2 separate regions of the Homo sapiens genome follow, and region 1 is linked to region 2. A link is a loop called in an ENCODE intact Hi-C map of the cell type or tissue named here. Cell type or tissue: heart right ventricle. All regions are shown on one strand. Each heading gives the region's core, and the rest is flanking DNA. Links, peaks and the distances in the headings are about the cores only.

Region 1 (5,684 bases), core at 292-5,291, 360 kb before region 2:
CCTGAATGGCTGGGACTACAGGCGTGCGCCACCACCCCCAGCTAATTTTTGTATTTTTCTGTAGAGATGGGTTTTTGCCATGTTGCCCAGGCTGCTCTTGAACTCCTGGTCTCAAGCAATCCTCTTGCTTTGGCCTCCCAAAGCACTGGGATTACAGTTGTGAGCTATCAAGCCCAGCAAGGGCAAGTACCTGTATCTTACTCAGTGTTCCCTGCTGAGGCCCAGGAGCTGTGATTAACTCCTTGCTGGGCCCAGGGCCCTGCCCCTGGTGAGTTTTAGTCAGTATCTGTCTAAAGGAATTATCTTTGTAAACTGTTGGATTGCATCATTGTTGTGAAATAGCAAGTGTATGCAGCTTCTCTCTCTTTCTCTTCTCTCTCTCCTTCTCTCTTGTGTGTACATTTCCACAATGTACTATTTTATAATTACATTAATAATGGTTCCCCCAGTAAAAATAATCTGGATTTAGACCGTTGGTATCTAAATATTTGTATGGCACCTATCACTAGATATTTAGCCATTTATAAACATCTTTTTAAAATGCTTTCATTAAATTAGTTATTCTGGGCAAACACAGGCAAATATAACCATTGAAAGGACACACAAATAAAGGTCCAGCAGAGTTGAGATGCCATTGCCTTAGAGATTAGCATGCAAGCTCTGGATCAGACACCTGAGAGGGAAATCCTAGCCTCTCTGCTTCCAGCTGGATGAATCGGAAAAGTCTCTTGGGGTGGGAATGAGAGGAAAGATCTGGTTCTGCCAGTTGATGCTTTGAGTACCCCCTGCTCCATGCTGCTGCTTCTCAGCTTCATGCGATTGTACCTTTGAGGACTTCCATGGGCCACATTCTAACCTTTTTTAATTTTTTTAAGACACAAGGTCTTGCTCTGTCACCCAGGCTGGAGTGCTGTGGCGTGACCATAGCTCACTGCAGCCTTGAGCTCCGAGACTCAAATGATCCTCCCACCTCAGCCTCCTAAGTAGCTGAGACCACAGGCCTGTGCCACCCTGCCTGGCTAATTTTTAATTATTTTGTTTGTGTGTTTGTTTGTAGAGAAGGAGGTCTCACTATATTGACCAGGCTGTTCTCAAACTCATGGCCTCAAAACAATCCTCCCATCTAAACCTCCCAAAGTGCTGTGATTACAGGTGTGAGCCACCGTGCCCAGCACTAACCCTCTTATTTACAATGGGATTGTTTGCCTCACTGTGCCTAAATTTGTAAAACATGGCCAATTCTTAAATGCTCTGTCATTCAAAGTATTTAGTCAATCTCTCTGTTCCAATTAAGCACCAGAAATTTGGAGATGAAAAGCCGCACCTCATTTCGTTCACTGAGAATCACAAAGCCAGGCACAGGGGGCTGGGAGCAGTAGAGCATGGGCACAGAACCCAGCCCAGAGGACCAGGAAAGGTTCTAGAGCTTGGGGCAAGAGCTGAGCCTTGAAGTAGGAGTAGGAGTTAGGCAGGGAGGAAGAAGGAAACGCAGCATTGGATGGCAAGGAGGTGGGGGAAGGCATGGCCGTGTCTGGGAGCTGCAGGGGCTCCCGTCAGGGTGGGAGGAGAGGTAATGGGAAGGAGACTAGCGAAGGAGGCAGGGCTGATCTTGAGGGGTCTCACAGGCCCTGCTAAGAGAGTGCAGGATTTCTTTAGAGGATGGTAGAGGGAGCCGCTGAGTAATACAGACTTCCTGATGTGAACGTAGCTGTGTGGAGGAGGCTGACAGCATGGACTCTGGGTCGACTGTCCGGTCCTCAAAAGCTGGCTCTCCCACCTGATGACTTTGTGATAGTGAGAAGCTCCTGTAAGCCTCAAATTTCTCATCTTAAAAGTGAAAAATGGTGTTACTTGCCTCAGGAAATTTTGTGAAGATGAGAAAATACAAATAAAGCACTATTATAGTGTCTAATACTTAGTGGTCAATAAATGCTAACTATGGTTGTTATTGATCATTTGAATAATAATGAGGTATACAGTTTGTCTCATTTTGTAGACTTGTGATAATGGAATGAATGAACTTTGTCACAGCAAAATAAGTTTAAAATGTTAGTTGTGTATCCTGATAGAAAATATAAACTTAAAAAAATTTCTTCATGAGACAGAGGTCTCACTATGTTGCTCAGGCTGGTCTCCAACTCCTGGCCTCAAGCTAACCTCTCACCTCAGCCATTGTGCCTGGCTAATATAAACATTTGTTTATTCATTCCACAAATATTGATTGACCATGAAGGATGTACCAGGCACAGTTCCAGGCTCTTGGGATAAGGTAGTAAATGAGGCTGCCCCCTCGATGAGGGATCCCTACTCTCACTGAGCTTACATTCCAGCGGGGAGGCTGATGATGAAAAAGGAAACAATGTGATTCCCAAGACCTGTACGTTCCGCCAGGGCAGGGAACTTGTTGCATTTGTACCTTGATCTATCCCAAGTGCATGAGACAGGGCCTAGGTCAGGCACTTGATGAACGTGTTGAGTGAATGGAAGATTATTTCAGATAGTGCTGAGTGCCGGAAGACAAGGAAACAGCGCTACATGACAGAATGGGAAGGTCGACTTGGCTAGATGCGGTGCACGGCTGAGAAAGCACTGCTGAGCTGAAGTGGATGGTATGAAGGAATCAGTCATGGGACAGTCTTTGGGACAGCTATTCCAGGCCAAAGAATTTTCCATGCCTAAGCTGAAGGCCCTGAGGCAGGGCTGTGCTGGGAATGCACAAAGACGGGAATGAATGGACCCCACAGCACAGGGGCCAGTAATTTGTGGGTCATTGGCAGGCATGTCTTTTATCTAACAGGAGACTATTTTTGCCTCCAGAGGGCACTTGAACATAACAAATGCATCTAAGGGCCAGCTTGGGTTAACACTTAGACAGAAAGCAGTTTCCTGAAAGCATAACTTCAGAGGCCAGGAAAGCAAAAAGAAAATAATCTCAGCTGTAGCCTTTGCTTATTGAAATTTGAAAGCACCTCTTTTAAAAATTAACTTTTATGAGATAGTACAAGTGTTAGCTAGCAATGTGGGCTTTCATACATTAGTGTTAGTTTAACAACATAGCCCTCCCCTTGGTGGATAGATGAGAGAGCAGTTTGACAGGTAGGAGAGGGGACGAAAGGCTAATTTAGAGAGGTCTCGGCAAAGGTGTCAGGTCTGGGTGAGACCCAAAGCAAGGAGGCTCTGAGAAGCTAAAAGGCAACATAGAGAGGGGCCAAGGGACGGGGGAGAATGAGTACAAGAAGGCAAGAGGATGGGCTGGGGGAACCAGAGTACTCTCATGCACTTTAGAAATTGACCTGAGGACAGTTCTGCCTGGTCATATCTCTGTCGTCTCCAAAAGTCATGTGCTAAGCACTGTTTCAACATAGTTCTATGTCATATGCTGTGCAATACACACTAGTGTGACATGATCCTGGTCTTCCATGTACCTAAAATCCAAAGCAGTTTTACACATGAATATACTAAGAATGAGTCATCTTACGTGGAGGGGAAAGACAAGTACCTAGACAATCTAATTTGAAGGACACGAAACCACTTCGTCTTCAGTCCCATCTCCCGTAAGTCCTCCTGCTGTGGGCCTCTCCATGCTCCTCCCTCTTACTTTGTCCTTTGGCTTTGGGCACTAAAGCGCTTGTGAAGAAGCTAATGAAATCTAGGAAACTCATCCATCTGGGTGCAACCTCTCTGGGCCTCCACAGGCCTGGCACCTGTTGCATTGCCTATCTTGTTAGTTTACCTGCTCCACATCTGTGATCTCTGCTAGATCACCAGCCCCTTGAAGCAGGGAACAAGTCATACTCACCTGTGTGTTCCAAGGGGACTAAAGCTTCATTTTTCACATAGTGTTATACAGTTACACTAATATCATCTACCTATATATTATATAAACATGCACGTATGTTCATCTTTTGCTGTTGTTGTTTTTTTTGAGACAGGCTCTTGCTCTGTCACCCAGGCTGAAGTGCAGTGGCACTGCAGCCTCTGCCTCCTGGGCTCAAACAATCCTCCCACCTCAGCCTCCAGAGTAGGTGGGACTGCAAGCACACACCGGCATGCCCACCTAATTTGTTTATTGATTTGTATTTTTTGTGGAGATGAGGTTTCACCATGTTGCCCTGGTTAGTCTTGAGCTCTTGGGCTCCAGTAATCACCCACCTTGGCCTCCTAAAGTGCTGTTTTAGGCTGTGTTTGAGGCTGTTTTAGGCTGTGTTGTGAAGATGCAGAGGCAAAACAGCTCTTTTTTTTTTGAGATGGAGTCTCGCTCTGTCGCCCAGGCTGGAGCGCACTGGTGTGATCTCGGCTCACTGCAAGCTCTGCCTCCTGGGTTCATGCCATTCTCCTGCCTCAGCCTCCCGAGTAGCTGGGACTACAGGCGCCTGCCACCACGCCCGGCTAATTTTTTGTATTTTTAGTAGAGACGGGGTTTCACCATGTTAGCCAGGATGGTTTCAATCTTCTGACCTTGTGATCTACCTGCCTCGGCCTCCCAAAGTGCTGGGATTACAGGCGTGATCCCTGTTTTGTCGTGCCCGGCCTGACGAAACAGCTCTTAATCCACCTAAGAAAAAAGAAAGGAAATACCACATCCAGTATATACCACACACATCATCCCTCACCCAGATCAGGAAACCTCACGATGAGTTATGCCCCCAGTAAGCCCATCCAGCCTCATTCTCTCCTTCTTTCTGTGCCTTTAGCTAGTACACTGCCTTTGGAAAGATGTCCATAATCCTTTAATACTTTTGCTAGTAGAGCCACAAGTGAATAGAAGTAGGTAGCTGAAACTGCTGGACAACTGGGTTTATTCTGCAGGCTTATTTCACAAAGCGCAAACCTCAGAAAACTGAGGCCATTGCTGGCCTGGCTAGTTGGATTTCCAAATATTGACCATTCCTGGACTCCTCATTACAGGTTTTCATACACCTGCTGAGACACATGACTGCCCTTGTTGGATAATCCTGATGTCATTGAGGAAATTAAATGAGATGAGGGTGTAAATTGTTCAGTGTGCAGTGGGCAGTCAGTGGTGTTATTGTCTCATTAACACATTGCAGCTATTTATGCTGCCCCCTGATTTTGTTGGAAACAGTCTTATGTACTTTTTTTACACAGAGGCATTGAAAGTTAATTCATAGTTGATTTTAGGGGAAAGGATTACTTTGAACATAAAAGACACAGATTTACAGACATTTATTGGGAAATGAAGTCACGTATATGGGCAATTCTAGTGACTAAAAAGCAATTAAAAATTACATTTGATTGCTTGTCAAGTACATAGACAAGTATGATGGAAAATGGTATAAAACAAACAGCAGAATAGGATACATTTTGCTGGAAAAGCAAAGTAGTGACAGAGCATGTAAGCCTCACCTGGGCCATGACATTCGTGTTCTGCCATCCTGCCACTTGGGAGAAGTGGCTTCATGGTTTACCTTTTTGTGTGTCATCCACTAGCATGAACTACTGATTACTTCATGCAGATGGACAGAATATTCTCAATTTTTCTGAATCTTTGTAGATGTATTATTTATTCACTTAGATCTTTCCAAGATGTATTATTTACTAGATCTAAAGTGTTTCTTAGAATTCATGTAGTAATTAAATAATGTTAGAAAAGAATCTGGGGTACATTAAATATCATGAGAAAGAAATTCATTAAGGTGAATTGAAATTGCTTGTACCATTAA
Region 2 (5,684 bases), core at 461-5,460:
GCCAGAATATTTTTTTCTTTGCTTTGCTTTCTACCTGTTTCATCTGCCCCCTAATGCGATAAGTATTGACTGGTCCAGTTGCTTGAATTGGGAGCAGTGAAGAGGTGAAAGAAAGCACAGTATCCAGAGCAAAGCAGAAAATCAATTAATCATTCCAAATATTATTCTGCCTCATGGGGATAATAACATCCTCCCTGTAAATTGTTGTAGAGTTCACATAGGAATGTGAATCGCTTGGTCCCGAGATGCTCAAAGAATAGGTAGGTGTCATAATCCATGCCATCTCTACTTCCCCTCATGGTTCTAAGGGAGTGTGAGTGTCAAGGCTGGATTTAGTGCCCTTTCTGCCACATCACTTTCTCCTTTGGTTTTCCTTATGTCAGTGTTCTTTATTTGCTCATTTGCTCATTTGTTTATGTCAGGAACTAGGGAATTATCTTGAACACCTCTCCTTTGCCTCCCTTTTCCTAATCATGTTCCCAAATCTAGTCATTGCCAAATCTAAGACTAGATTATTCTCTCTCTCTCCCTCTTTCTCCTTCTCCTCCTCCCCCTTCTTTCTCTGTCTTCTCTCTTCACTACTCTCCCAACCCTGCAGTCCAGGTTTCTGCTATCTCTTTCCTGAACTACTATCCTATTCTCCCCATTGGTATCCCAACAGCCGCTCTTGCCCACCTTTAATTCTTTCAGCAGCCAGAGGATGTACACACACACACACACACACACACACACACACACACACACACACAACTCTGCTGACTCGCTTACTTCCAATTTCCTGATGAGAATGAAATGTAAAACTTGCTCACATGTCCTATGAGGCCCTGCCTGACCTGGCCCTCAAGCCTCATTTTATTCCACCCTGCCCTGTACAGATGCACAGCTCCAGAACCAGCGCACCCTCAGTGCTTCTGGCAGACCTGTCCCTGGGGGACGCTCCGTTCCTCTCGCCACAGTTGATGCTTCTAGCTTTTACATCTCCCCATCAGATCTCCATGCTGACCTCTGACTTGCCCACTCTCTGCAGATGACCTGACCTCCAGCTTTGAGAAAATAGAGGGCATGATTTCAGAGCTCCCTACATTGAAATAGTTTTCTCTTCACTGTTCCTTCTTTTCTCTCCCATTTCTCAGAACCGACACACCCCACAGTCTTTCCCAGGTTTGTCTTTCTTCCTCAGCTCCTGGTTCCTTCCTTGTTTGCCCTGCCTAGGATTGCCTGACGGAATGCAGGACACTTGGTTAAATTAGGATTTCAGACAAATAGTGAGCAACATATTTAGTATAACTGTGTCCCAAATATTGCACAGAGCTAAAAATTATTCATTGTTTATCCAAAATTCTAATTTAACCGAGTGTCTTGTATTATAGTTTTATTTGCAAAATCTGATAAACTTAACCTTATCACTTTAAATGTTTCTCTTTCTCCCCTTCTACTGGGTGCTCCCATGCAGCTTTGACATTTTTGCAAGCTACTTCCACTGAAAAACTCTTGGACGCTAGCAAATCATTCCCTTGATTCTGTTCTCCTTCAAGCTAGTACCCTACCTCTATAACCTGCCCTTGATTCTTCTTTACTTGTCTTTCATTATTTTGGTCTTTGCAATATGATTTCCAGTTTCACCACTTGACACTCTTCTTAAATATCACAAATGCTTTCCAAATTCCTTCTTTAGAAATCTTCATATCCAATTAAACTTTTCATCTGGGCGTCCCACAGATATTTCTCCTTACATACTCTGTGCTCCCAAATGTCCAGCAGTTAACTTTTAATTGCTCTCACAATTTCTCCCTCTTTCTGCTCCAATTGTTGTAATTTTAGAGTATCTACATAGATCTAGTTGCCTACGTTACAACCCATGAAGTCATATTCAACTCTTTCCTTTTATTTATCATCCCCAATACAATCAATTACAGGGTTTTATGACTTTTGTCTCTAGAATAAACTCTTCTCAGTATTGTCCTTTTTTTAAACCTCTCTGTCCCTACATTAGGTTATGTTTCTATCATTTCTCATTGGATTCATACCATTTTCAGGTCAAGAGGGATGCAATATTTTGTGTATTTGATGGATATGCCAAATTAGCCTCAGAGATTATACCAAATTTCATTCTTGCCGATAAGGGATTGTTAATTTTAAGGAATCCTTCCCAAAGCTAATTATTGTCTTCAAAAACAACTTCAGCAATCCTTTAGGTAAATATTCTATTTTGAAGTTCTAATCACATTACTAATAAGGTTGAACACTTTTTAGCCTCCATATCTTTATGCAAGTCAAAGCTGGATCTAAATCTCCTGCTTAAAATCTTTCATGGCTTCCCATTGCCATGAGATGAGATCTGAAATCCTTGGCATGACAGTTAATGCTTTTCACTATCTGGCCCCCAAATATTTTTTCAAATTATATTTCACCCTATCACCCTCCCCTCCTCCATGGAGTAATAGGGAGTGCAGAAGGAGGGTAAGATGGTGAATTCTTTGAGGTCAGCAGCTGTGCCTTTCCTCTCTCCTACTACTGTAATCCCAGCTCTAGCACGTAATAGGTGCTTAATGAGTAGAAAGGTGATGAGTGAGAATGAGTGAATGGGAATGAAGGCTTTAGTGGAGAGAAAGGCAAAGAGGAATTAGGGACAAGAAATAGCATCGGGTGGTAGACGGTGGTGGATGGTGTGCTAGAGACATCCAGGGCTTATGGTTCCGAAGTGACTGTCCTCCATAATGTCACCCATCAATAGAGGCTAGGATATAAAAGTAGATCATTTAGGATAATTCACGAAAATGCACACACAACTGTACATGTTGTTAATCTTGTGCAATGTATCTGGAAAAGTGAAGAAGTCATTTTCTTGAGACTATAACAGCAATCCCTGTGCCAGCAATCTTAGGACAGGACTTTTTTAGCTGGCTGCAACCCCACCCCTACTCTCTGAGCTCCAAACCTAGTAGTTCCCTTGTAGGGATTTGCCGACTTTCCTCCACCTCCACCAAATGGCAGCAGCCAGGCACCGCAGCTTTGCACAGCTCCAGTTACCTGGCCTCTCCTTGAGTTTCCCCTCTTCACCTGGGTCCCTGGACAGCTCCCTTTCTGTCAGCACCGCCGGTAGAGGGCAGCTCCAGCATCGTCCCTGCTGCACCCTCTAGTGGCCGTTAGGATGTTGCATAACTTGAGAAACAGCTTTCCAGCTATCACATTCTCACTTTCGTTAAGTTCTCACTCATAAGTGGGAGCTAAGCTATGAGGACAGAAAGGCATAAGAATGATATAATGGACTTTGGGGACTCGGTGGTAACGGGGAAAGCTTGGAAGGGGGTGAGAAATAAAAGACTACACATTGAGTACAGTGTACACTGCTCAGGTGATGGGTGCCCCAAAATCTCAGAAATCACCAAAGAATTTATCCGGCCAGGTGTGGTGGCTCATGCCTGTAATCCCAGCACTTTGGAAGTCTGAGGCGGGCGGATCACAAGGTCAGGAGATCGAGGCCATCCTGGCCAACATGATGAAACCCTTTCTCTACTAAAAATACAAAAATTAGCTGGGTGGTGCGTGCCTGTAATCCCAGCTACTTGGGAGAGTGAGGCAGAAGAATTGCTTGAGCCTGGGAGGCAGAGGTTGCAGTGAGCTGAGATTGCATCACTGCACTCCAGACTGGTGACAGAGTGAGACTTTGTCAAAAAAAAACAAAAAAACAAAAAAAACCAAAAAAACCAAAAACAAAAAAAGGTATCCATGTAACCAAAAACCCACTTGTACCTTAAGAACTATTGAAATACAAATAAAAATTTTAAAAAAAGTAACCGGGAAACAATCTATGTAATCCTACAATATCACAAGGCATTAACTGTGCTCATCTATTCTCTGAGGCAAGGCTCTTATTCCACACATGGCTCAGGCAGAGTTTGAATCCATTGTTGAGGGGGCTTGGCAACAGCTCCAAATCTCCCCACTCTTATCTTAGGGCACAGAGACTCATCTGTGTATTGAGTTCCAGGAACATCTTTACATAACCCCAGAGTTCCATAAAGGCAATGTGTAAATTCAGCTCCAATAATGACTCGGAGTTCTGTGGATGATTTACAATCTATGTGATAAGACCACCAATTGGTGTTATGATGCTACGTATTTTGATTAATTGCAATACAGGGCAACACATAGAAATTCAGAACGGTAGGACTGCCACCGACAATCTTGATCTTAAAATAAAGAGCAGTGTGAAGAAGCCATCTAGCCTGTAACCTTTGTATTCAGATGCTGCTCCCATTTTTAGGCTGACTGACTCTCACGGCTCATGCTCATTTTACTTAGGGGAAGAAAACAACCCTCAGATACTAGAGAGTCTTTCCCTAAACTCCCAGCCTCGCTGCAGCACAGCCCATGCTCCAACTGTCAGTCTGATGCCCCAGCTGTCATTTCCTTCCTGCTGCTCCTCTCCCCAGAGTCTAATGGAGTCTCCTTGAGGCAGCTGAAGGAGTGACAGATAGACATGTTGTATAGTGGGGCCATTTGCGGCAGCCACGTGAGGTGTGGAAAATGTGATTTATAGATATTTTTTTCCCCAGGGGAAAATGGATTTCATTATTTTCCACCTCAGGTAAGGGGCAAACCTCTGGGCTTGACCTTGGAAGGTTGTGCAGCTAGAATAGTGCTGCCTGAAATGCTGATATAAAGTAAAACCTCATTAAATCAATATTGGTTATTCAAAATCATGCTTGATTGGAGCCAACTGCTTTTCTTCAGCAGCCTGATGCCCCATTCTTTCTTGAGCAAAAATATGAGATACTCTGAAGTGAGTTAAGTTGGTTAAGTTTTTTTCTGGTCCTTAAAGTTTCAAATTAATACAGTTTTATTATGTTTCAAATGGAAGACAGTTCTAAAACACCAAGTCCAATATTGATTATAATCTACCACTATCACATGTATGTTTATTAACAAAAATCCTGTTTCCATAAAAAAGTCATGCATTTTCTCTTCCCATTTATATAGGTGCACAATGTCTGCTTATTGGAATAAATAAGCTGTGGGTTCCTAGGCAAATTGAAGTTATGTAAATAAACAGCCAGTGGCTAATTATCCATGGCAGTGAGCTGCTGGGACAGCTGATGGATAAATTCTGTTGTCAATCTTAAAGTCTTCTAGCCAGAGTGAGGCCAGGCTGAAGGAACTGGGAGAAGGTGTGAGATCCCAGGTGACCTTCAACAATTTTATGTGCCATCTTTTCACCAAATCAAATCAGTGGTAGCAGACATTATCAGTGGTCATTTGGGTTTTCATTAAAGGACATTGAAGTGTCTCAGAAGAGATTACGCATTCAATTAGAGGCCTGGTTCATCTGCAAATTATTAAGTAGCAGGTGTATGTTTATCTTCATGATCACTCCAGAAAGTCCTGATTGTGCCCACAGTGTACAGATTACCAGAATGTTAGGTACTCTGAGGCCTTCAGAGGCAGTACTGTATATTTGTATGTTTGCCATCCATTGACTAAAGAGTTTTTAAGATTTAATTGAGGCAGGGCATTGGATTGAATATCTCCTTCATATCATCCCTTCCTTCTTTCCCTAGCTTCTCCCTCTGGTTGAAGCCAGGGTAGTGGCTATTGTTTATGTCTTTATTTATATCTTTATTTTTTTTGAGACAGGGTCTCAGTCTGTTGCCCAGGCTGGAATGCAGTGGCACAATCATGGC

Evidence for each region. Peaks named below come from ENCODE experiments on the same cell type or tissue, not always from the same donor. Only the 100,000 strongest peaks of a DNase experiment are listed, where the experiment ranks them.
Region 1: a loop joins it to region 2, with 6 times the contacts of the local background. A loop is called at or near these places in 25 of 110 quality-filtered maps.

The regions. Positions count from the first base shown.
Region 1 is chr13:52,606,704-52,612,387 of GRCh38, forward strand. No RefSeq gene overlaps it. Among named protein-coding and RNA genes, the nearest start is that of LINC00345, 9.2 kb to the left of the region's middle. In heart right ventricle, for the core only: a CTCF peak has its summit at 2,833 (motif pointing right); DNase peaks (open chromatin) are centred at 2,558 and 2,598; H3K27ac peaks cover 1,429 bases.
Region 2 is chr13:52,965,164-52,970,847 of GRCh38, forward strand. No RefSeq gene overlaps it. Among named protein-coding and RNA genes, the nearest start is that of OLFM4, 61 kb to the right of the region's middle. In heart right ventricle, for the core only: a CTCF peak has its summit at 3,119; a DNase peak (open chromatin) is centred at 3,118; H3K27me3 peaks cover 1,499 bases.